2 separate regions of the Homo sapiens genome follow, and region 2 is linked to region 1. The links are chromatin loops, found by intact Hi-C in ENCODE. Cell type or tissue: dorsolateral prefrontal cortex. All regions are shown on one strand. Links, peaks and the distances in the headings refer to the core of each region. The heading gives the core; the rest is flanking DNA. Region 1 has its middle 27 kb from the start of TRH. Region 2 has its middle 22 kb from the start of TRH.

What was found. Hi-C counts contacts between places; a loop is a spot of excess contacts. Peaks named below come from ENCODE experiments on the same cell type or tissue, not always from the same donor. Only the 100,000 strongest peaks of a DNase experiment are listed, where the experiment ranks them.
Region 2: it touches region 1 in a loop (2.5-fold over the local background); 62 of 110 quality-filtered maps call a loop at or near these places.

The regions. Positions count from the first base shown.
Region 1 is chr3:129,942,136-129,953,634 of GRCh38, reverse strand. No RefSeq gene overlaps it. Among named protein-coding and RNA genes, the nearest start is that of TRH, 27 kb to the left of the region's middle. In dorsolateral prefrontal cortex, for the core only: no CTCF peak of the experiment used is centred there; no DNase peak of the experiment used is centred there.
Region 2 is chr3:129,990,623-130,002,121 of GRCh38, reverse strand. It overlaps the pseudogene LOC124906284 and the pseudogene RPS17P9. Among named protein-coding and RNA genes, the nearest start is that of TRH, 22 kb to the right of the region's middle. RefSeq lists an enhancer at 1-474. In dorsolateral prefrontal cortex, for the core only: no CTCF peak of the experiment used is centred there; a DNase peak (open chromatin) is centred at 6,741.

The DNA.
Region 1 (11,499 bases), core at 2,268-10,267:
GTTCAAGACTAGCTTGTGCAACATAGCAAAATAGAAAGAAAGAAAGAAAGAAAGAAAGAAAGAAAGAAAGAAAGAAAGAAAGAAAGAAAGAAAAAGAAGGGAGGGAGGGAGGGAAGGAGGGAAAGAAAAAGGAAGGAAGGAAGAGAGGGAGGGACAGAAAGAAAAAGAAAGGAAAGCAAAGCAAAGGAAACGAAAGAAAGAAAAAAGTTTGAAACCAGAGCTGGCCAGCACCAGGGTTTGTATTAACAAAAATAATTGGTTCTTCTGACAAATGTTCACCAACACCTGCTCAGGGCCAGGCCTTGTCCTGAGGACCCTGAGGTGGGAAAAGTTAATTTAGTCTGGGTTAGTCTGGTTGCGGGGGCTGAGGGGGGACAGACATGGGAATAATGGCCTGAAATAACTATGTGACCCAGAAGCTGAATTCAGAGCAGTTCACAGTTCTGCCACAGCTCAGGGAATGCAAGGATTAACTCTGCTTCTCAGAGATGGGGGCTTTTGTGTTGGGCCTTGAAGAATGAATAGGAGTTCACCAGGGGAAAAAGTCAGGAGGGTGAGGATGGAGTGGAGAGGGGTGGTTTGAACTTTCTTCTTTTCCCAGAGGGTCCCATTTTCCCAGAGGGCCCTTGTGGCCCTCCTTACGGAGTCTGCTGGTAGTCCACGTGACCCAGGTTGCTCCTGGCTCCCTGGGCTCCCCACCCCCATGTCACCCTGCCACACATCCCAAGGCCTGCTGCCTTGAGTCACCTGGCAGAGTGGGAATCTCAGGGTAACAGCCTTCCTTATTGTGACATAATGAAGAATTCCGGCTACTGCAGGGCCCTTTGAAAGGACTTCTTTTCTTCCTTGGGCTTTACAATATTTTTGGACTCTGGGTCTATTATTCTCACATTTAATTAATGTTCCACTTGACTAATAAGATATAACAGAAGCAGCTGGGATCGCCTGGAGGCTGGGGGCTGGGAGAATTGCATGTCTTGGGAAGAAGAGAGGCTTCAGGGGCTAGCAGCCTTGGGAGGGGGCAGACACGAACTAGGTTAGGCATGTACTGGGGCTCAGCTACACCACTGGCAAGAAATCCAACAAAGCGCCATCCTAGCTCTGTGCTTTGCCCTGACTCTCCTCCTCATGAAGGCTTCAGCCCCTTTGAAGTCCCACCATTTCCATAGTCCCTTCATTCTTCTACCTCCCACCACAGCTTGGGCAGTGGTTCTCAAAATTTAGTGGGAGGCCAGGTGTGGCGGCTTATGCCTGTAATCCCAGCACTTCGGGAGGCTGAGGAGGGTGGATCACTTGAGGTCAGGGGTTTGAGACCAGCTTGGCCAACATGGCGAAACTCTGTCTCTACTAAAAATACAAAAATTAGCAGGGTATGGTGGTGCACGCCGATAATCCCAGCTACTCAGGAGGCTGAGGCATGAGAATCGCTTGAACTGGGGAGATGGAGGTTGCAGTGAGCCGAAACGCGCCACTGCACTCCAGCCTGGGCGAGAGAGTGAGACTCTGTCTCAAAAAAAAAAAAAAAAAAAATTAATGGGGGTCAGAAAATGTGTAGGTAGAAATGGGGCATGTGCATAAAAATGCAGCCTCCTACCTCCGCTCTAGGAAATTGGCAGGTTGAAGCCCAGGAATCTGCATTCTGCATGGCAGGCTCAAGTGTTTCTGATGCAGGTTGAACTGGGACAACTTTGGAAAATCATGATTTCGATAATAAACTCCATTCTCGTCTATAAAAGGAGAAAAATCGTAGGACCGCCTGTGACACCACTGTAAGCATGGGGAAGTAGGTAGGATGGGCCTGGCCACAGTAAGCACTCCATACACATCAACTGCCATGGTCGGGGCGAGGGACTGCATCTGTCTAGTCCCCTGCTGTCCCAGGCTCCAAGGGGGTGATCAATGAGCATTTGGCAAGTGGTTTTCTTTGGACAGTTCCAGGAGACAGTGGGAGGGAGAAAAACCAAAAGTTACTACTTCATCCTCCTATACTGTTTGAATGTTTTAACATGAACACATGTTATCTTCATAATTTTTAAAACTTGTTTAATTTTGAATTAGTTTGTTAAATGACGAAAATCACCTTCTTGATTCTTTGTATTCTCTTTGTAAGACTTTTTAATTAAGAGGAGAGTCGGGCAGAATCTGAATCCATGGGGCCTGTGGAGGCTGTGTATCAGCATCCCCTGGCATGCTTCTTTAAATGCAGGTTCCTAGGCCCCAACCTAGGCCTCCTGAATCAGAATTTCTAGGGCTGGCACCGGCCTTACTAACAAGCACTCCAGGCATCATGCTGCAGGTGGCTTGTGCCCCACCAGTAAGAGGCACTGGGAGAAATGCCGCCTTGGGGATGGAGGCAGGCATCTGACAACCCGAGGGCAGAGACCCCGGCCTCCCCTCCCTCCTTTGTACCTGCCCCAGCCCTCAACTCCAGTCTAGGCACTTAGGAATTCAGAAAGACACACTGGTGGATGAAAAGTGCACTGAGGGGCCGGGCACAGTGGCTCACGCCTGTAATCCCAACACTCTGGGAGGCCGAGACAGGAGGATCACTTGAGCCCAGGAGTTCAAGATCAGCCTGGGCAATATAGTGAAACTCTCATCTCTCTTAAAAATTAAAATTATAAAATAGAGCAAATCTCTACATTAAAAAAAAAGGTGCACTGAAGCCCAGAGATGGGCAGTGACCTCTCGAAGAAGTCAAACAGAAAGAGAATGTGAGGCAGCAGAGGAAGTCGGTTAAGAGCCTAGGCTTTGAGCAGGACCTGCCTGGAGTAAAAAACAAAACAGCTGTTTCCTCAATGAGCTGTGTGGCCTTGAGCAAGTGCCTTCACCCTCCCCCACCAACTGCCCACATGGCTCATTTATAAAATGGGGCTGTTCACCCTTATCTCAGAGCTGGGGTGGAATAAAGTTTGTACGTAGAGGTACATGGTGCTATGCCTGACTCCTGCTAACTCATAGTAAATGGAAGCTGCTATGTTATTGTTGACATCACACTTTTCAACACCACCAACACTGAGGCAGCACAGGGCAGGGGTTGAACACCCAGGCTCTAGAGCCCTTGGCTGCACTTGTTATCTGAGTGACCTTGACCAAGTCACTTCACTCCTCAGAGCCTCGGTTGTCCCACCTGTAAAATGGGGATGAGGATAATAACCATAATACTAACTTCACAGGGCTGCTGTGAGTTAATATTTGTAATGCCTTTAGGATGGCGTTTGGCACACAGTAAGCCCTAAGTGAATGTTGGCTGTTATTATCAGCAGCCTGGACTAGACGCCTGGCTGCACCCTGGGGAGGAAGCGTGCCTGCTTGCTTCACTCCTCATCCCCAGGCCCTCTAGAAGTCCCAATAAAAGCTGACTCTATAATGAATGTACCTCTCAACCAAGCACGGCTGTGGCCCACACAGCTCTGATGAAAACGAGGCCATGGCAGCAGCACCACATCCATACAATTAAGCAGCTCAAAGGTGCTGGGGAGGTGGGTGTCAGCCTCAGGATATCGATTTCCTGGGAGGACCACAGCCTGGGCCAGACAGGGGCCTCTGCTGAGATGGGAGACAGCACAGCAGGACTAGAGCCAGGGTGAGGGACCTGGAGCCAAAACCTCTCAGGCCAGGGTGTCCTGGGAGCTGAAAATGTCCCCTTCCCTCCAGAATGGCCACATATGTGCCCATGCTTCACAATAACATCGGTATGACACAGGAGCTAATACAGAATGAACATTTAGAGAGCATCACGGAATGTTCAACCATAGGTACGATCATGACCCATTTTATACACAAGGAAACTGAGTCCCAGAGAGGCAGAGGTACTGGCCCAAGGTCACTCAGCTGGGATTCAAGCCCCCAAGTCTGTCTGAGTCCAAAGTCTTTCACTTAACCACCACCATATTGCCTGTCATTTATTACTTGAGAAATTCATTGCTTGTCCTCAGTTTTCCCATCTGTGAAATAGTCATGGAGGACTGCGTTCGATGGTCTTGAAGGGCTTGTCTCGTGTTTTTGTTTGTAGTGAATTAACACTTCTCGGGGATGTTTTGGAGTCAGTCAGGAAGGATGAGCAGAGGCCAGACCATGAGCTGAGAATGAATCCTGCTACTTCCCAGAGGGCCTCTCACACCCACCATGGCCCAAATTGTCATTAATAATAGCTAACATTTCCAAGGGCTTACCATGTGTCAGGCACTGTTCTAAGAATATGAATTATTTCCATCCTAACCTATCCCTGAGGCAGCCACTCTACAACTATTTTCCACCTGAAGAAACTGAGGCATAGAGAGGTTAAACAATTTGCCCATCTAGATCCAATGGGTGCTGGGCCCATATCCCCTTTACTTGCTGACACACCCATTCCCCAGCTGCTGTGAGTGTTGGCTGCTGAAGAGCATAGCTGCCCCCTTCTCCTGAGACCTGTCCTTGGCATATGGGTGCCACCTTACCCCAAATGTCTTCCCACAGGGGACAATTCTTGGGCAATGGCTGTCTGAAGTGTGAGTACAAACAACTGGACCATGGCCCCAAGAAACCTGTTACAGGTTGAACTGTGTCCCCCCAACAGAAGATATGTCAAAGTCCTAACTCCTCATATCTCAGAAAGTTACCTTATTAGGGTCATTGCAGTTGTATGTTAAGATGAGGTCATACCTGAGTAGGTATACTCTCATTCCAGTATGACTGGTGTCCTCATAAGAAGAGGAGAAAAGACACAGAGAGATGACCATGTGACAATATAGACAGAGACTGGAGAGATTCATCTACAGGGCAAGGAATGCCAAGGACTGCCAGCCACCACCAGAAGCTAGGAGAGCTTCCAACGGGCTCCAATCTTAGGACTACTGTTGGACCTGCTGGAAACAAGTTTCTTCCCTCCTTTTGAGGTTGCAGAGTGGCCAGCAGTGTGCCTGGAGAAGCTAGTGGCCTTGGCCGGGCATGGTGGCTCACGCCTGTAATCCCAGCACTTTGGGAGGCCGAAGCGGGTGGATCACGAAGTCAGGAGATTGAGACCATCCTGGCTAACACGGTGAAACCCCGTCTCTACTAAAAATACAAAAAATTAGCCGGGCGTGGTGGTGGGCGCCTGTAGTCCCAGCTACTCAGGAGGCAGAGGCAGGAGAATGGCGTGAACCCAGGAGGCAGAGCTTGCACTGAGCCGAGATCGTGCCACTGCACTCCAGCCTGGGCAACAGAGAGAGACTCCGTCTCAAAAAAAAAAAAAAAAAGAAGAAGAAGAAGCTAGTGGCCTCCATACCACAGGGAGAAAGGAAGCGTTGAGTGGCAGAGTCAGGGATTCCTGGTGATGTCCACAGTGGCCGTTTGGAAGCTTAGGCTACCCTCTTCCTCCACCTGCCTTTAGCAGCTCCCCATCTTACCCAGACTAAAAGGCAGGCCCACCCAGTCCACCCCCATTGGTCTGACCTTGTCTCCTCTGCTGTCATCCACACTTGCTCCTCACCAGCATCCGGCCTCCCAGTCCCACCTTGGCACCATTGCACCTGCTATTCCCTCCATCCAGATACTCCCTAGAGAGCTCCATGGCTCGCTCCCTCCGTCCAGCCTCAGCTCAGATTTCACCGCCTTAGAGAGGCCTCCGTTGGCCACCCACACTAAAACAGCAGTTCCTATCACTCACTATCCTCTTACCTAGCTTTATTTTTCGTCACTGCACTTGTCACTACATTGTTTATTGCTGTGGAAAAGACTTCTTGATTCTAGCTCAAATGTTGTCTTCACCCTGAATAGTAAGCATGCATTGAGCACTACTGGATACAAGGTCCCACTGTGGCTAGGGATATAATCAGAATCACAATACTTATGTCCTTGGTTTACTTTCACAACTCCATGGGTGTCCAGCAGCCCACTGGAATACACAGCAGGGGCTTATACGTGTTCTTCATGGAACATGAGACTCCATGTTGCTGTGGTTAGCTGAGTTCCTTCCTCTTCAAAAGTTCTTTTATTTTAGCCATTTCTCTTCACTGTCTGTTTCCCTAAATGAAACGGTAGATACAACAACTGCCAGATAAGTGGATTATGTGAGTTCTGGAAAGTCCTGGAAATGGACAGTCCTGGATTCAATTTCTAACTCTGCCCTTTTTTGGCCATAGTAAAGGAGTGTATTGCTGAGTAACAAATAACCCTGCAATTTACTGGCTAAAAGCAACAGCAGTCATTATAGTCTCCTGGGGGTTGACTGGGTATGGTAACGTGGATCTTGCTTGGAGGTATTTTTATGTAGCCGCAATCCAAGAGCTTGAGTTATTTTAAAGGCTTCCTTACTCACATACCTGGTGGTTGCTGCTGGCTATTTGAAACATCAGCCGAAGGTGTTGGCTGAAAATCTACACCTGGCCTCTCCATGTAGCTTGAGCTTCCTCACAGCATGGCAGCTAGGTTCCAAGAGCAAGTGTCCCGACAGAACCAGGTAGAAACTGTGTTGCCTTACATGACCTAGCCTTGGAAGCCACATAGCATTCTTTGTGCTGTACTCACATATCTGATTCTTGAGGAGAAAACATAGACCCCACCTCTCGATGGGAGGGCTATCAGTGTCACATTGCATGAAGAGTATGTGGAATGGGAGATGTAGTTGTGGCCACCTTGGAAAATACAATCTGCCACAAATGCTTTTAGGGCTAAGCAGTGAACAGATATGTGGGAGCTATCTGGTATTTTTTGAAATATGAGGGGTGGTGGGGTCCCTGTCCTCCTGGAAATGTGTGCCGCTTCTAAAAACATCCAAATTCAGATTAGAGAAGCCACAATGTGAGCCAAATAAAACAAGTCCTTGGCTGGTTGCAACTATGAGTTGCAACTCCTGCCCAGGTAACCAACTGTAGGGAAGGGAATTCTTACTTACTGAGCAACCTCCAAGTGCTGTGGGCTGCACTGGCCCTTCACATGTGCCACAATGATTGTGATGCCTATTTTACGTCTGAGGAAACTGAGGCACCAAATGGTGTTAACCAGTGTAATGCCTACATGATCTAGCTGAATTTCTGCCCTGCCTTAACTCTGCTTATCTTTAAAAAACAGGATGCCAAGGCCAGAAGTTCACCTTTGTGACCAAACTGGCTGAAACTGGTGAGATGCAAGACGGCAGCTCACTTGACCTCCAAAGAACCTCTAACTTCATTATAATATAATTTCCTTGCTAAATGACACTCCCATCAGTGTCATGACAGTTGACATTGCCATGACAATGGCCAGAAGAAACCATAAAGGGACAAAAAGGAAGGTAGTAACTCTGGTTCCAAGGAGTTCTCCCATTTCCAGAAAAGACATGGATATTCCTCCCCTTGCTTTTAATGCCCAACTTTTTCATTAAAGATGAAGCCTGTATCTATGGTTTCCCAGCTCTCAGGAGCTGAGAAGTTGATTTGTGAGCCAAACTCCCACTTCTCAATAAAGGCCGTCGAATAAAGCATGCACTGTTTCATGCTTACTTTTGGGTTCGTGTATTGGCTTCACAGCACAGAACAGGAAAAGGCTCCATCTTCTGGGGGACAGGCTTTGTTGGTAACAAAAGGACTGGCCCAGAGTCAGAGTTAGGAAGTGATAAAGCCAGGTGTCTGCCACAGCTGGTTCTTTCCCCTCAAGGGCCCACCTTCCCGGGCTGTGAAATGGGAGGGTGAATGGTGCTAACTGTAAAGTGCTGAGCACACACTTGGTTGTGATTTAACACTGATACTTAGAAAGAAGTGTTGAGATGGCCAGGAGTGTTTTTGCAGATGGAGAGGTGAAAAGCAGAAATGGGGCTGCAGGGTATAGTAAGGGTGGGAGCCCCACCCTGCAACCCCAGGAGAAGCTTTGGAAAGGCATCACCAGAGAGGAGGGCGTACTGGTGGGCAAGGGTTCTGGAACAACAGGATATGAGCCATAGTGGAGCAGCTCTGAGGAAATGAAGAAAATCCAGAGATGGAGTTGATTATAGGGAAACAAAAAGGTGATGAAGGGATCCGTGAGGATGCGACAGTCACCGAGGAAGTGGCAGAGACTGGGGAGTTGAGACTCCCGGGGCAAAGGCACCTGTCCAAGCCCCTGGAAGGGGGACAGTGATGCCACTATGCTCCTAAAATGCCTCTCACAGAGAACAGGAGTCGGTTTCCTACCCCTGTTCGTCTGCTAGAGGTCTTTGACGGCAGTGCCACTATCTCCCACCTTCAGGCCTCGGCAGCCTCCTCACCAGCTTCCCCACGGGTCTCCCTGTCTCATCTTGCCCCCAACAGTCTATTCCAGAGTGGTCTTCTAAAGGGTACAGCAGATTCTGTCTCTGCTGCAAACCCTCCCACAGTTCCTGGCTGCTCTTTGAATAAAATGCAGACTCCCATCACCCTGTTCTGTTGCTCTAAGTGGCCCTTCTTACCAGCTGGTATTTTCTCCTCTACCTACTTGTTCAGTGGTTCTTGTCTGTCTCTCTTGCCAAGCTCCAAGACAAGGTTGCCATGCTTCTAGGTGTAACCTCGGCACATAGTATGTTCTCAAATATTTGCCGACTGCTTCTGTTGTAATCTTTCTGTCTCTGGAAAAGGCAACTCTAACCTAACAGTTGCTCAGGCAAAAAAACTTTTGGATCATTCTTGATTCCTCTCTTTTTATCATGCCCCACCCCCAACCATCAGCAAATTGTATTGGCTCATCCTGCAAAATACATTTGGAGTTCCACCCACCCGTGCACCTCCAGAGCAGCCACCCTGGTCCAGCCGCCTTCACCGCTCACCCAGACAACTGCAGCAGCCTCCACTCCAGCCGCCCTGCTTGTGCCCTGGCCCCTGTGATCTACTTTCTACACAGCTGCCAGGCAGTTTTCTCAAAACCGAAGTCAGATCACGTCCCTTCACTTCTCAGAACCATCCTAGGGCTCCCTGTTTTGGGGAGAGTAAAAGCCAAAGTCCCTACAGTGGCCCGCAAGGCCCTGCACCACCACCTGCCTCCTGTACTCCTCTGTCCTCCCTCCCGCCACTCTCCCCTTAGCTCAGTGTCAGAGGACTTTTGTTGATACCTGAAAACACCATGCCCATTCCTGCCTCAGGGCCTTCGTACTTGCTGTTCCTTCCACCTGGACTGCTGGGCCCAGATCTTTGCTTGGCTCACTACCCACCTCTTTTGGACCCCTGCTTAAATGTTCCTCCTCCTGGCCATCCTGCACAGGACATCACATATGCATGCATGCACACACACGACACACATGGGTATATGGGCACGCACACATACACACACCTGTGCACATACCGACCAACCTTCTCTTAGTTGTTACCTAACACATTGTGTATTTAATGGTCTCTGTTTTTATCCGTCTCTCCCGCCAGAATGTAAATTCAGGAAGGCAAGGACTTTATCTTTTTTGCTCATTGCAGTGCTCTCGGCTTCCAGCACTGTTCCTGGTACCTGGTAGCTGCCATGAATTACTTTTTAAGTGAGTTCAGGCTGCAGCCATCGAGGCAAGGCACACTGGAAGACACACACATTCACACACACATTCACACACACATTCACCCAGACATACTCACACACATACACACACACACACACTCACACACATTCACATTTAAAAGCTAAACCAACTGGCCGGACATGGTGGTTTATGCCTGTAATCCCAGCACTTTGGGAGGCCAAGGTAGGCAGATCTCTTGAGCCCAGGAGTTTGAGACCAGCCTGGCCAACACGGTAAAACCCCATCTCTACTAAAAATCCAAAAATTAGCTGGGCATGGTGATGTGCGCCTGTGGTCCCAGCTATTCAGGAGGCTAAGGCGGGAGGATCCCTTGAGCCTGGAAGGCGGAGATTGCAGTGAGCTGCGATCGCACCGCTACACTCCAGCCTGGGCGACAGAGTGAGACTCTGTCTCAAAATTAATTAATTAAAAATTAAAAACAAATAAATAAAAGCTAAACAAACAAATGAACAGACAGACAGCTAGAATAAACTCCATGCCCCACTCCGCCCTGCTCCACAGTTACTGACTCATCATTCCTCGGGTGAAAACCTGGTTGGGACCGCTCTTCTTTTTGTCTGCCCAGCACTCACTGTCCCATCTTCTGAGACCACCCTGCCTTTCCTTTGGAGACCACCCCCAACCCCAATATCAGTCCAGGGGCATTGAGTGGACAGATCTATCTGCATACCAGAGGTGGCCTGTGACTGAGACCATATCCATGAGAGTTGCAGCAACTAGCTTCTGGATAGGCATATGACACAGTCTAGGCCAATCAGTGATCCCCAGGATGTCTGTGGAGTCACTGTGAATGAGGTCGTCTCTTGCTGGTGGTGGCTAAGTTGTTTTAGGGAGTCTGCCTGGAGCTGTGGGCAGCCACATTGCCACTGGGAGAAGGAAGGTGGCCTGGAACAGAATCACTACAGAGAGAGGCAGAGCTGAGAGATAAAGAGAGGCAGATGCATGATGACATCATTTGATGGACTTTTTAGTTACATGAGGGAATAACTTTTCATTTTTTCTTTTTTTTCTTTATTGTTTTAACTGTTAGGGCCTCACTCTGCTGCCCAGTCTGGAGTGCAGTGGTGTGATCACAGCTCACTGCAGCCTTGAACTCCCAGGCTCAAGCAATCCCCCGCTCTCAGCCTCCCGAGTAGCTGGAATTACAGGTGCATGCCACCACACCCAGTTAATTTTTTTTTAAAAGTGTTGTACAGATAAGGTGTCACCTTATTGCCCAGGCTGACCTCAAACTCCTGAGCTCAAGTGATCCTCTTGCTTCGGCCTCTCAAAATGTAAGGTTTACAGGCACGGGCCACTGCACCGGGCCCTCTTTTTTTCTTAACTCAATTTGAGGTGGGTTTCTGTTACTTGATCATGACTAAAACAATGTCTTGAGACGTGTTTCAGAATTTCAGACACTGTCACCCTGCCTCAGGCAAGGACACACTTCCCATGAAGCTCATTCCTTCTGCAAACCTTTGCTCAAGCCATGCCTCCCTCCCAGAGGGCCCTCCCGTTTCTATCCAAATCTTGCCAGTCTTTAAGGCCTGTCCTTTTCTTGAAGCCTGCCCTGATTGCACCCACTAGGACCTTTCCCTCCTCTGGCCTCCCTCAGCTGTTGGACACTGGGTCAGGCACAGTCCCCAGCTCCTCCCTCCTCCATCTCCTTTCAGCTTCCCACCACTCCTCAGTTCCAGGCAGCCCCGGGCACTCCTGGCCCCCGAGGTCCTGGCAGAGGAACCCAACCGGACCACTCAGGTCAACTTTGTGGCTCTGCTTCCCCATGGTGGTACAATTCGGAATTGCACTGAACTGTGCGGCCCTCCCTGAAACCCAGCTCCTCAAGTCCCCACCGAGAGCTGCCACACTGAGAGTTCTGTATTTTTACTTGCTTTGTCTGGCAATCTATCCCCTACCTCTTGGAATCCTTTTCATCAACACTTAGTGGGGTTTTGTTTGTTTGTTTATTTGTTTTTTGAGACAGTCTTGTCTCTGTCGCCAAGGCTGGAGTGCAGTGGTGCAATCATAGCTCGCTGCAGCCTCGCCTTCCTGGGCTCAAGCAA
Region 2 (11,499 bases), core at 2,416-10,415, 48 kb before region 1:
TGTGTGTGCGATGGGGTTCCGTGGCCAGCCTGGCCTCCTGGGGTTCACTTTCTGCTTTCCTACCCCAACTCTTCCTGTGTGGCTTTGCTGGCCTTCCACTGGGGAGGCACGTGGGTTTGGAGGGCAGATGAGGGCCCGCTGGAGAGCTGTACCCCTCAGTGAGGGCCGCCACCTTGACGGTTTTTGATGGATAATGCGGTTGACCTCTTTGTTCCTTCCATATGTTTTTATGTTTGACCATTTGCTCAGCTGAGCTTGTCTTAATCATTTGATTCGTGGTGAATGAGCCCCACATGGGAGAGAGGGCGGCCTTCATTCTGAACCCATTTAAGCAGCACAGGCAGCCCTCTTCGCCATGGGCTGCATCAGAGCCCCCCCTGCCCAGTCTTGGGGTTGCTCCCGAATGCTGTCTGGGAGACTTGCTCATGGTGACATCCTCATCTCCCCCTGCACTTTACTGCATTCAGAGCTTGGGTCACCTGGACACTGAACTCAGGTGAATTTTCTCTGAGATCCCGGGAGAAGGAGGACAGTTCTCTGGAAGGTTTTCCAGGGCCGATCACGGAAAGGATGAGAAGGGAGAGGTCCTGGTCGGGACACAATTACGGTGGCAGTGTAACGCCGGGACACTTTATTGCGTGAAGTCCCTCTCACTCCCTCTACCTCCCTCTTTTACGTGGACTCTGCCAAAGACCAGGATACCAGAATGCAGTGGAGTGACCAAGTGTAGTGGGACCTTGGGAACGCGAGTCTGGAGCCAGGCGGCTGGGGTTTGCATCCTGGTTCTGCCCCTCCTTAGCTGGCTGACATGGCACAAGCCACTTACCCTCTCTCAGCCTTACTGTCTTCAGTGGCAAATGGATCGGTCAACAGGCCCCATTGCCTGGGATTGTTACTGCTAAGATTAAGGGAAGCTTGTCCATAGAAGCACTTAGCGTTGTGCCTGGCACATAGTGTATGGTGGATAAATGGGACTTAGGACTGAAACTCATGCCTTGGTGTGTTTTTGCAGTGATGTTTTGTTCTGGGGTGCATCACAAGAGACAAGGTTCTTGGCCGGGCGTGGTGGCTCAAGCCAATAATCCCAGCACTTTGAGAGGCCGAAGGGGGAGGATCGCTTGAGCCCAGGAGTTTAAGACCAGCCTGGGCAACGTGGTGAAGCCTCATATCTACCAAAAAAAAAAGAAAGCCAGGTATGGTGGTGTGTGCCTGTAGTCCCAAGTACTTTGGAGGCTGAGGTGGGAGGATTGCTAGAGCCTAGAAGGTCGGGCTGCAGTGAGCTGGGATCATGCCACTGCACTCCAGTGTAGGTGACAAAGTGAGACCCTGTTTCAAGGAAAAGAGAGAGAGAGAGACAGACCCACAAGTGTTTTAAGCCAGAATCTCCATGTTAAAATGCTTTCTGGAGGCTAAAAGGATGACATATTGATAATGAAATATTTAAAAGGCAGAAACCCCACTGAATTTCTTGGTCCACCGAGGGAAATGGGAATCGCATGACCTGAAGGATGATGCAGGAACTGAACAGAAACCATCCTTGTTTCCTGAATCTGAATGTGGCACCCTCTTTTCACGGTGTCTGTATCTGCTCAGTCTGGCAGCCCCTCGAAAAGAGGGAATCTTGATTTTCAAACTTAAAATTTGTCCCAAAGCCCACTGCTGCCCACAATGCCCGCCACACCCATTCCTCTTCCCTTTTAGTTTCTATGGGAATACTCTCTTTGAAGAACCCAAGAAGCAGTGTCAGGCTGGTGTGAGGACCAGCAGTGATTTCTTTGAGGAGGAGAGCCCGTTTCTTCACTCACAGGCCATGTCTGAGTGGATCAAGAAGAACAGAGTGCCCTTTTATGAGATTTTGTCTGCGTAGACCATTAGCTTGGTAAAAATGTCAAAACCATCCTCGTTCTTTAATAGCAGATTATTTTGGACTTTTCTCTGCAAGAAGCAGCATGGGCATTCAGATGCTTTTAAGGATAAAATGTTCTTTCTCATCACCAGGCCTGGTGCTCTGGATGGCTGAGGTTTTAATGTGACTGGATGTCCCTTGGAGTGGCTCCCAGGCTGTGCTCTTGTGGTTGGGTGGCAAGGGGTGGCTTTATTCGGTGGTGGCTAGAGGATGTTTTAGCAGGTAAATCGGGCCCCCAGGAGCCCCTGAGTGCCAAGTCCTGCTGCAGGGCATGTGTTTATGGTGGGGAGGTTGGGGGGGTGGAGGGTGGAGGGTGGGGGGCATTGATTTCCTGCCAATATCAGAAGTTTCACAGGCTTCTTGTGTATCCACAAACACCCACCCCATTGAGAAGGCCTAGAAAACCTGGCCCTCCCCAAACCTTTATTGACCGCTTGTGAATGATCCCAGGGTGTGTCTGACCCACAGCTCCTCCTGGAGGGAGAGAAAAGTCTCTCCTAGGTATTTGGTTATCAACCTCAACCACTTGCTGAGCCTTCCTCAAGACCAGGCACCTTGGCAGAGATTTCTGGGTTGTCAGGCGGAACCGAGCATTCAAGGGTAATAACTCTTTGGAGTCCCTGAAATCCCTGATGGACGCACCAGGTAAAAGCATCCAGGGTTGAAACCAGATCAGGAAGGTTATTGTCAGCCTGGGGCTCCTGTAGAGGTGCATCCACGTTGCAGGTATTTTCCCTTCTTGCTGAGGAGAAACTTGGGTTTCTCAGCTTTGGCACAGTCACAACACTTGGGGTCAGACCATTCGTGGTGGTGGTGAGCGGGGGGCGTCCTGTGTATTGTAGGATGGTTAGCAGCATCTCTGGTCTCCATCCTCTAGGTGCCATTCTACCCTCCCAGCTATGGCTACCCCAGATGTCTCCAGATGCTTTCAAATGCTGTGGGGCAAGGGAGTGGTACGTGAGCAAAACCACCCCAGTTGAGAGCCATTGGTCTACACTTGTGGAAATGTTTGAGGGTGAGAGTGTTGAGCTTGGGTCCCTGCTGTACCCTTTATGAGCAATGCGGTCTTGGAAAATTAATACAACTCCAGGGGCCTCAGTTTTCTCATCTATAAAATGGAGATAAATGAGATACACTTTCATAGGAAGGTAATTTGAGCCCAAGTAGTCTGATTGTAGAGTCCAAACGATTTAATCTCAATTCTAGACTGCTTCCTTTTTTTTTTTTTCCTGTTGTCCCAGGTTTATTGGAAATTTTAATTATGCCAGAATAGAAATATTCAAACAGCTCCATGAGGCGTTTTGAAATTCATCCCAACTGCAGGCTGAGTGACCTGCAGGTTGGATAGACTGCTGAAGCCCAGAAGCTTCAGCATGTCCTTAGTGTCAGGATCTGCTTCAGTGATCTCTCCACCCAGGCTGAGACCTCACAAACAGAATTCTCTCTTCTTTCTCCCTCCTCCAGCAAACTCATGGAGCTGGCTCTCCCTGGGCCTCTTGAATCTGCTTCATCGGGTACATAGCATAGCCTGCTGTCTGGCTGCAGAGCTTCCTGCCAGGAATGATGGTGATCTCCTTGCACTCATGCTTGTGTGTGTGTGTGGAAGTTGCTGCCCAGGTGAATGTAGTACTTCTTGGTGATGACCAGGATGCCTTCTTCATGGTTTGAGGGCAGACATGGCCTATGTTGGCAGATCCTTGCAAAAGAGGAACTTCAGGTATTTTTTTTGAGTAAAAACTGCTTCAAGCCATTTTTGGAATCAAATAGAGTGGCTACCAGAAATAGGCTGATTTCATAGTTAGGCATAGTGGTGCGTGCCTGTAGTCCCAGCTACTTGGGAGGCTGAGGCAGGAGAATGGCTTGAACCTGAGATTGGCTTGAGCCAAGATCGTGCCAGCCACTCCAGCCTGGGCAACAGAGCAAGAGAAGGAAAAGAAAGAAAGAAAAGAAGGAAGGAGAAAGAAAAAGAGAGAAAGAGAGAGAGAAAAAGAGAGAAAGAAGGAAGGAAAGTCAGAAAGAAAGAGAAAGAAGGAAGGAAGGAAAGTCAGAAAGAAAGAAAAAGAAAGGAAAGAGAAGGAAAGAAAGAAAGGAAGAAAAAGAAAGAAAGAAAGAAAAAGAAAAGAAAGAAAGGGAGAAAGGAGGGAGGGAAGGAAGGAAAGAAGAAGGAAGGAAGGAAGTTGATTTCATTTCAGCCAGGCGTGGTGGCTCACACCTGTAATCCCAGCACTTTGGGAGGCTGAGGCAAGCTATATCACTTGAGGTCAGGAGTTTGTGACCAGCCTGGCCAACAATGGTGAAACCCTGTCTTTACTAAAAATACAAAAATTAAGGCCAGGTGCAGTGGCTCATGCCTGTAATCCCAGCACTTTGGGAGGCCGAGGTGGGTGGATCACCTGAGGTCAGGAGTTCAAGACCAGCCTGACCAACATGGAGAAACCTCGTCTCTACTAAAAATACAAAATTAGCTGGGCATGGTGGCGCATGCCTGTAATCCCAGCTGCTCAAGAGGCTGAGGCAGGAGAATCATTAGAACCCAAAAGGTGGAGGTTGCAGTGAGCCAAGATCACGCCATCACACTCCAGCCTGGGCAACAAGAGCAAAACTCCGTCTCAAAAAAAAAAAAATTAGCCGGGCGTGGTGGGTGCACCTGTAATCCCAGCTACTCGGGAGGCTGAGGCAGGAGAATCGCTTGAACCCAGGAGGTGGAGGCTACGGTGAGCTGAGATCTCACCACTGCACTCCAGCCTGGGTGACAGAGTGAGACTCCACCTCTAAAAAGAAAAAGAAAAAGAAAAAATAGATTGATTTCAAAAAGATTAATCACTGAAAATAGCTGTTGTTGGAAATGGTGTGGAGCAATGAGTTCTCTGAAACCTCACTCACTATGGGTGGGTGTATAAATTGGGAGCGGCTTTCTATGGAGCAGTTGGCAGTATTTGTGAAAATGTTAACTACCCATGCCCATTGTCCTAGCAATTTTGCTTGTAGGTGTTCTATCCCACAGAAACTCGCATGTCTATACAAAGACAGGAGCAAGACTGCTTATGATGGCGTTGTTTATAATCAGGAAGTGCTGAAAATAACCTAAATATCCATCCATAGGGGTGTGCATAAGTGACTTTTGATGCACCCATGCGTCAACCATTATAGTGATTAAAAAGAACAAGGGAAATATCTAACGACTGACATGAGGACAGCTCTAAGATGTGCGGTGGTATCAGAAAAGTCTTGAGACAATAGTGTGCAAATATATGTGCATGTGGCTGTGTACAAATGTAGAGAAAATGATCTGGAAAGTTACAGCCCTGGTCCCTGTTGCCTGGCATGTTCCAGAAACAGCAAGGAGGCTAAGGAGGATGGTGTGAATGAGGGGAGAGTAGGAGGAGCTGGGTCAAAGAAGTCGCAATAGGCAGAGGACATTGTCCCTGCTGGGTGTGCAGGACCCTCCCCCTTGGCCACCACAGTGCAGCTAGATCCACCAGCTCATGCCCAGAGTTTCTGGTTCTTCCCTGTATTAATGATACCTTTCTATCTTCTATGTTTCTGATGCTTTGACATCTGGGGTCTTGGTAACCCTGGAGGGATTGCTCCTCCCAGGGATGGCCAAGAGATAGTAAAGGACTGGCCTGTAAGTGTGCATTTAACATGCAAACTAATCAATGCACAGCCCCCACCCGCACCACCCCCTTTATCTCTGGGCTCTTTCACTCCAGGCCACTATTCTCCTGCCCTAATCACTCCAGGGCCAGGTACCAAGCATCTAGGGTCAGCCGCTATGCCCCAAAGCCTGCTGAAATTATTCAATCTAGCCAATCCTAAGCCTGTTTACCCTGCCTCACCTGGAAACTAAAGTAAAGGATCTTGCCCCATTTGCCCCTCACACCCTCTGCCTCCTGATTGACCCTCATGCCTCTCCTTGTGGCTCTTCCTGGCATGGCATGCCCCCTCCTCTTGGGACCTGTGAGTAACAAACTCTTTTCTGTGGCAGTCGTCTCCTGAGCTGTTGGTCTCACTGTACTTGAGTAATAATAAGACTTACATCCGTATTTGAAACACACCCCACAGGGTGTGGGATGGAAAGACCTCAGAGCCCCCAAAATGACCAAATGATGCCAGAAGTACAAAAGAATTTATCGTTCATTGGCCACAGAACCAAGGTTGACTAATGAGACCCAGGAGACAGGAGGGATCCAGGTAGATAAACCCCCTCTCCTTCCATCTTTCTCTGGACTATCTGAGACTGGATTTCTCCTTGCAGTCCTCCTGGAGGTGTTCTGTGTAAGGTGGGTGTACCTCCAGAGCAGCCACGAGGGTGATTGTGGAGTGATGGCCTCATGGTACCACCCTTCCCATGGCTTCCCTGCTCCCTTTCTCGGCCTGTGATCATCCTGGGCTCATATCTGGGCTTGCACCACCCAAAGGAAGCAGCCACACATTCATCCTTGCCCTGAGCCCCATTTCTAGAGAAAGCAGGCTAACCAACTTCAACTGTGAACTGTGGCAACATCTTCGAGCTGGGAGGTGGGGAGTTATACAAGGAAGCTCTAATTTTGGCTCTACATATCTGTATATTATATATGTTTTAAGGTGATAATGTATTTATTACCTGAGTAAATTTAAAATATTAAAAATGATGATAAGCTTAAGGGTTAAAAAAAGAAGGAAAGAGGGGTGTTAAGAAAATGCGTGTTTTGGCAGCAGGAGCAGGCTAGCACTGTCTTTTGCTGGCTTGTCATTGGTTTTGAAGCTTTGCTCTAATAGAAACCCCAGCCCAGTGACAGAGAAGGGGCCTCTTACTCACAGACCTGTCAGCACTTGTTGCCTTTGACGCCACATCTCTGTCTCCTCTGGTGTGCCCAGCTTCTGTCCGCCTCCTCCTCCTCCTCTCCAGCTGTCTTCAGGAGCTTTTCATCAAAGGAAAAGTGTGGGGCTCATTTGTCTCTGCCTGGCCCTCACTCACACTGAACCTCCAGGAGCTAGATAGAGGCTTCCTACGACAGCTGTGCCCCTCAGATAATTAACACTCAAGGGATAATCTAGGAAGTGATCTTTCAATTATATAATTAGTTCAGCTGGGTTCAATTACTAGTTATGTCATGACACTGCTGTGTGTCCTTAGGCAAATTGCTTAATGTCTCTGAGCTTCAGTTTTCCCCTATGTAAAACAGGGATAAAATAGTATCTACCTCATAAGGTTGTTGGGTGTTTGAACATATCTGAGACACTTAACATAATCCTCAGAGTAAATGTTCACTTTTTTAAAAAGTTTTTAGATACAGGGTCTTGCTCTATCACCCAGGCTGGAGTGCAGTGGCGTGATCATAGCTCACTGCAGCCTTGACCTCCTGGGCTCAAACCATTCCCTCACCTCAGCCTAAATGTTCATTTTCATCAGCAGCACTTGTTATTATTAATCTCCCCATTCATTCATTCACTTATTTTCTAAACTAACATCGAGTGCCTACTGTGTGCCATGTCCTTTGCTAGTTTCCAGATCCGAAAAACAGAGATAAAAATACTTTTCCTCTATATGTGACAGGCTGGTTTGGAGCCAGCAATAGCAAGAAAGAGTTATATTAGACACCAAGAAGAACTTCCAAGTATGACAGGTTAGCAATTCCTAAAGTGGCAAAAGGGGAATTGAGGGAACCTGGACTCTTCTAATGGAAAGAGAACTTGGTTCAGAAACCATTTGAACTACTGAGACCTTTACAACTACAACCCTCTGAACCACACTGGCAGGTTGCTGAGCAGGAGAAGAGGAGAAAAGATGTATTTTTCCAGGTAACATTTGGTGCGTCTGAGATGAGCCCCATGAAATTTACAGCATTTTCCTTAAAAGGCAGATGACCAGTATTTCGATTCTTAAGCACAGCAGGCCCCAGCCTGGCAAGATTGGGATGAAGAGAAGCTGATGAGAAATATATGAAACAGGTGCCAAAATTTCTTCTTTGCCAATAAAAGAAAGTTACGATTTAAAATTGGCCATGTGTCTGTAGGAAGGGGGAGAATGGGATGTGATGGAGAGAACTCTCCTCTGTAACAACTCTGTTAGCTAGAGGCCCCTGGAAGGAGGGTGGCTGGGCACACAGGGGCACCAATAGCCCAGCTGGGGCCTCTTTCTCCTGTAGCAGATGCAGGAGCCCAGACCATGTGGTAGTCGATTTCTTGGGGGCACCACAAATGCAGAACTCCAGCATGGTTGCAAAAGACCGCATTAGACCAGTGGTTCTGAAATTTGGGCATCAGAATTCCCTGGAGGGCTTTGTTACAACACAGATTGCTGTGTCCCACTCCCAGAGTTTCTGATTCAGTAGTTCTGGGGGTGGGACCCAAGAATGTACGTTTCTCACAAGTTTGCAGATGTTGCTGGGCCACACTTGGAGATGCACTGCTTTCAATGAACTTTTAAGGCTCTTTCTAATGCCAGGATTCTAGCACAAAGTCCACTCAGCTCTGGGAGGTGGAAGCCAGGAGGAGGCACCTGAGGCAATGTGGAAAGAGGGAGTAGGAGGTCACGGAAGGCTTCCTGGAGGAGGAAGTACCTGCATTGAGCTTGAAGCAGGGATTCTCCTGGTGATTTTAAAAGACAGGCAGAAAGAATTCCTGGTAAAGGAAACAGAATTGAGTGGGCTGAGGAGAGAAGCGGTTTGATTTGTGACTGGTTGGAATGTGCGGTAGGGGCTGTGGCCAGGGCAATGGGCAGCATCCAGATTACAAAGTGCCTTGAATGGCAGGCCGAGAAACTTGACCTTCATCCTGAGGGCCAGGGAGTGTTGCTGAGGGCTGTGAGCAGGAGGGCGACATAATCAGGTTTGACTTTTAGAACGATTTCTCTGCAAGGCAGGGGAGGAGGGGGTTCAGTTGTGACTATTTATCTGCTTCCTACAGATGAAGAAACTGGAGCTCAGAAAATAGAAACGGCTGGCCCAACACCATGGCTTGAGAGTGGCACGGCCAGGACCCACCCTGGTTTGCCTGATACTAAGTGTGCACTTCTGCCCGCCACTCCGCAAGAGCTTGGAGCAGGGGGACCTGAATCCCAAACCTGGCTCTGCCCAGTCTATTGGGGCCTCAGGGTTCTGACAGGGATCACAGTCTACCCTCTCTTGGCCACTGGGAGGACCAGTGAGTAAAAGGACAGTTTATTACGGATGCAGCTTTAACGCTGGTGCAGTCATAGGAAAGGGGGCTGAGCAATCAAGGGGGCTGGGGGAGGCAGGACAGTGCCAGTCCAGAGGAGCCTGGGCTCTGTCATCAGAGCCGCAGCTTTGTGCTGACAATGATGTCCTCAGAAGTGCAATGTTCCCTGAGTCATCAGGCCTAGACACAAAGGGGCCCTGCCCCTGCCCAGCCCCTGTCAGAGCTGCTGCTTCTCTCTGCTGTAATGAGGGATGTTCTCTGCAGAGGCAACAGCAGCCCCACTTCCTAGCTGTGCTCTCAGCCAGTGCTAATGAGGTATTTGGAGAGCCCTGGAGGTCACAGGGACCCAGGGGCTTGGGAGGGGGAATTCATCACGGGCAAGATCACACCCTGACCCACAGAGGAACACTTACGCGGTACCCCCCAGTGGACGCCACAAAGCCGCTATGTGAGCACTCATGGCAGTGTACTCATCACAGCCAGCAGACCCACTGGGGGCTCCTTTTACTCTCCAAACCAGTGGTTCTTGACCTTCCTGGATCATAGACCCATTGGAGAATTTGGCAAAAGCTCAAAACTCTTCCCCCAACAAAAATTAAATGCAAACCAATAAAGTAATAATCCCAAGAGCTGGCATGTATGAATAATTTGCTACGTGCCAGGCACAAAGTTAAGTAGTTAACATATCTTATCTAATCTTCATCACGCCCTGGTAAGTCAGGTTTACCATCTCTACTTTGCAGGTAGGTGGATTGAGACACAGAAAGGTTGTTAGCACCTAGAGGTGCTGTAGCTCGTTAGTGTAGTAGTCAGACTTAGCTAGTTGAACTCACACCTAGGTCTGTTTAACTCCAAAGCCTGTACTTTTAACAAACTCACTCTGCCACACATATTCATATAGACAGGCATAACTTTGGAGACTGTTTCAGGACATGATAAACCCATGAAAGCCGTGAGCAGCATCCTTCCTGAGTGCCAGGGACATAATTCCCTCTTTTCCTCCTGAAAGATCTCACAGGTCAGTGGGGGACAGACAGGTCCCTTGGTGGTCAGTGCTGTGAAGGAGGAGCTGGAACCACAGAGGAGGGTCATCCATCCCAGCCACGGGTGTCAGGAAGGACTTCCCAGATACAGTAATGTCATTGAGTCGCTGGCTATTAAGGGATAGGTGGGCAAGGGCATTCCTGGCAGGCAGAATGGTGGGGGCAAAGATGTGGGAGCAGGAGAGGGCATGATATGTTTGGGGACAGTGAGAAGCTAAGGAGAGTGACAGTAGATGGTGGGGAGCATGAGAACTGGAAAGTAGCAAATGACGAGGCTGAAAATGTCAGATTCTGTAGCAATCAGGCTGATTTTTTTTTTTTTTCTTTTTTTGAGACGGAGTCTTGCTCTGTCACCCAGGCTGGAGTGCAGCCTCCACGTCCCAGGGTCAATCAATTCTCCTGCCTCAGCCACCTGAGTAGCTGGGACTACAGACGTGTGCCACCACACCTGGCTAATTTTTGTATTTTTAGTAGAGACGGGCTTTCACCATGTTGGCCAGCTTGGTCTCGAACTCCTGACCTCAGGTGATCTGCCCACCTCAGCCTCCCAAAGTGCTGGGATTACAGGTGTAAGCCACCGTGCCCGGCCAATCAGGCTGTTCTGGCCACAAGTAACAGAAACCCCAACCAGCAGTTGTATAAACAATTAGCCGATTTTATTATCCTGTGTAACAGCATGTCCAGACAGTGGGGCGGCCTCAGAGTTGGTGAAGTCTTTGTGGTATGACTCAGTGACATTGTCAAGAACTCATATGTATCCATCTTTCTGCTCTGCCATTCCCTGTCAGTTGACTTCCATCTCAGGCTTGTGCCCTCATGGTCACAAAATAGCTGCCAAAGTGCCAGTCATCACTTAAAACCATGATGACATAAGCAGAAGAAGGGGACTTATTTTTTTTTGGCCATGGTGCCTCTGTTTTATCAGCAAGGAAACCTATTCCCAAAGCCCCCATTGACATCCCATCATATATCACTGAATGACACAAACACCCCTAAACAGAATACCAGAAAAAAAAATTGAATTTCTGTGATTGTTTTAGACCCATCAACATTCACTTCTTCAGAGATGCACAACTGCTTGCTCCGGAGAAGAGAGAAGCATCCAGACTGTTTTTCAAAGTGAGCTTGAGAGTTATTAACACTGATATTAACCCCAGTATCTGACCCTCCCCACACACAGAGTCCTTTATATAGAAGACCTTGAACCCACCAGGAGACTTCATGAGCCACACAAAGAGAAACAGCCTAGTCTTACTGACTGTACCTCTAGAAACTGCTCCCTTGGCTGTAACTCATTAGGAAACTGTCGACACAGTTGTAGCATGTCTTAAAAGTTAAGCACATGGAGTCAAAATGACTGGAATCTTGAGTTTTTGCCTGACCCACTTAATGTCTCTGAGCCTCAGT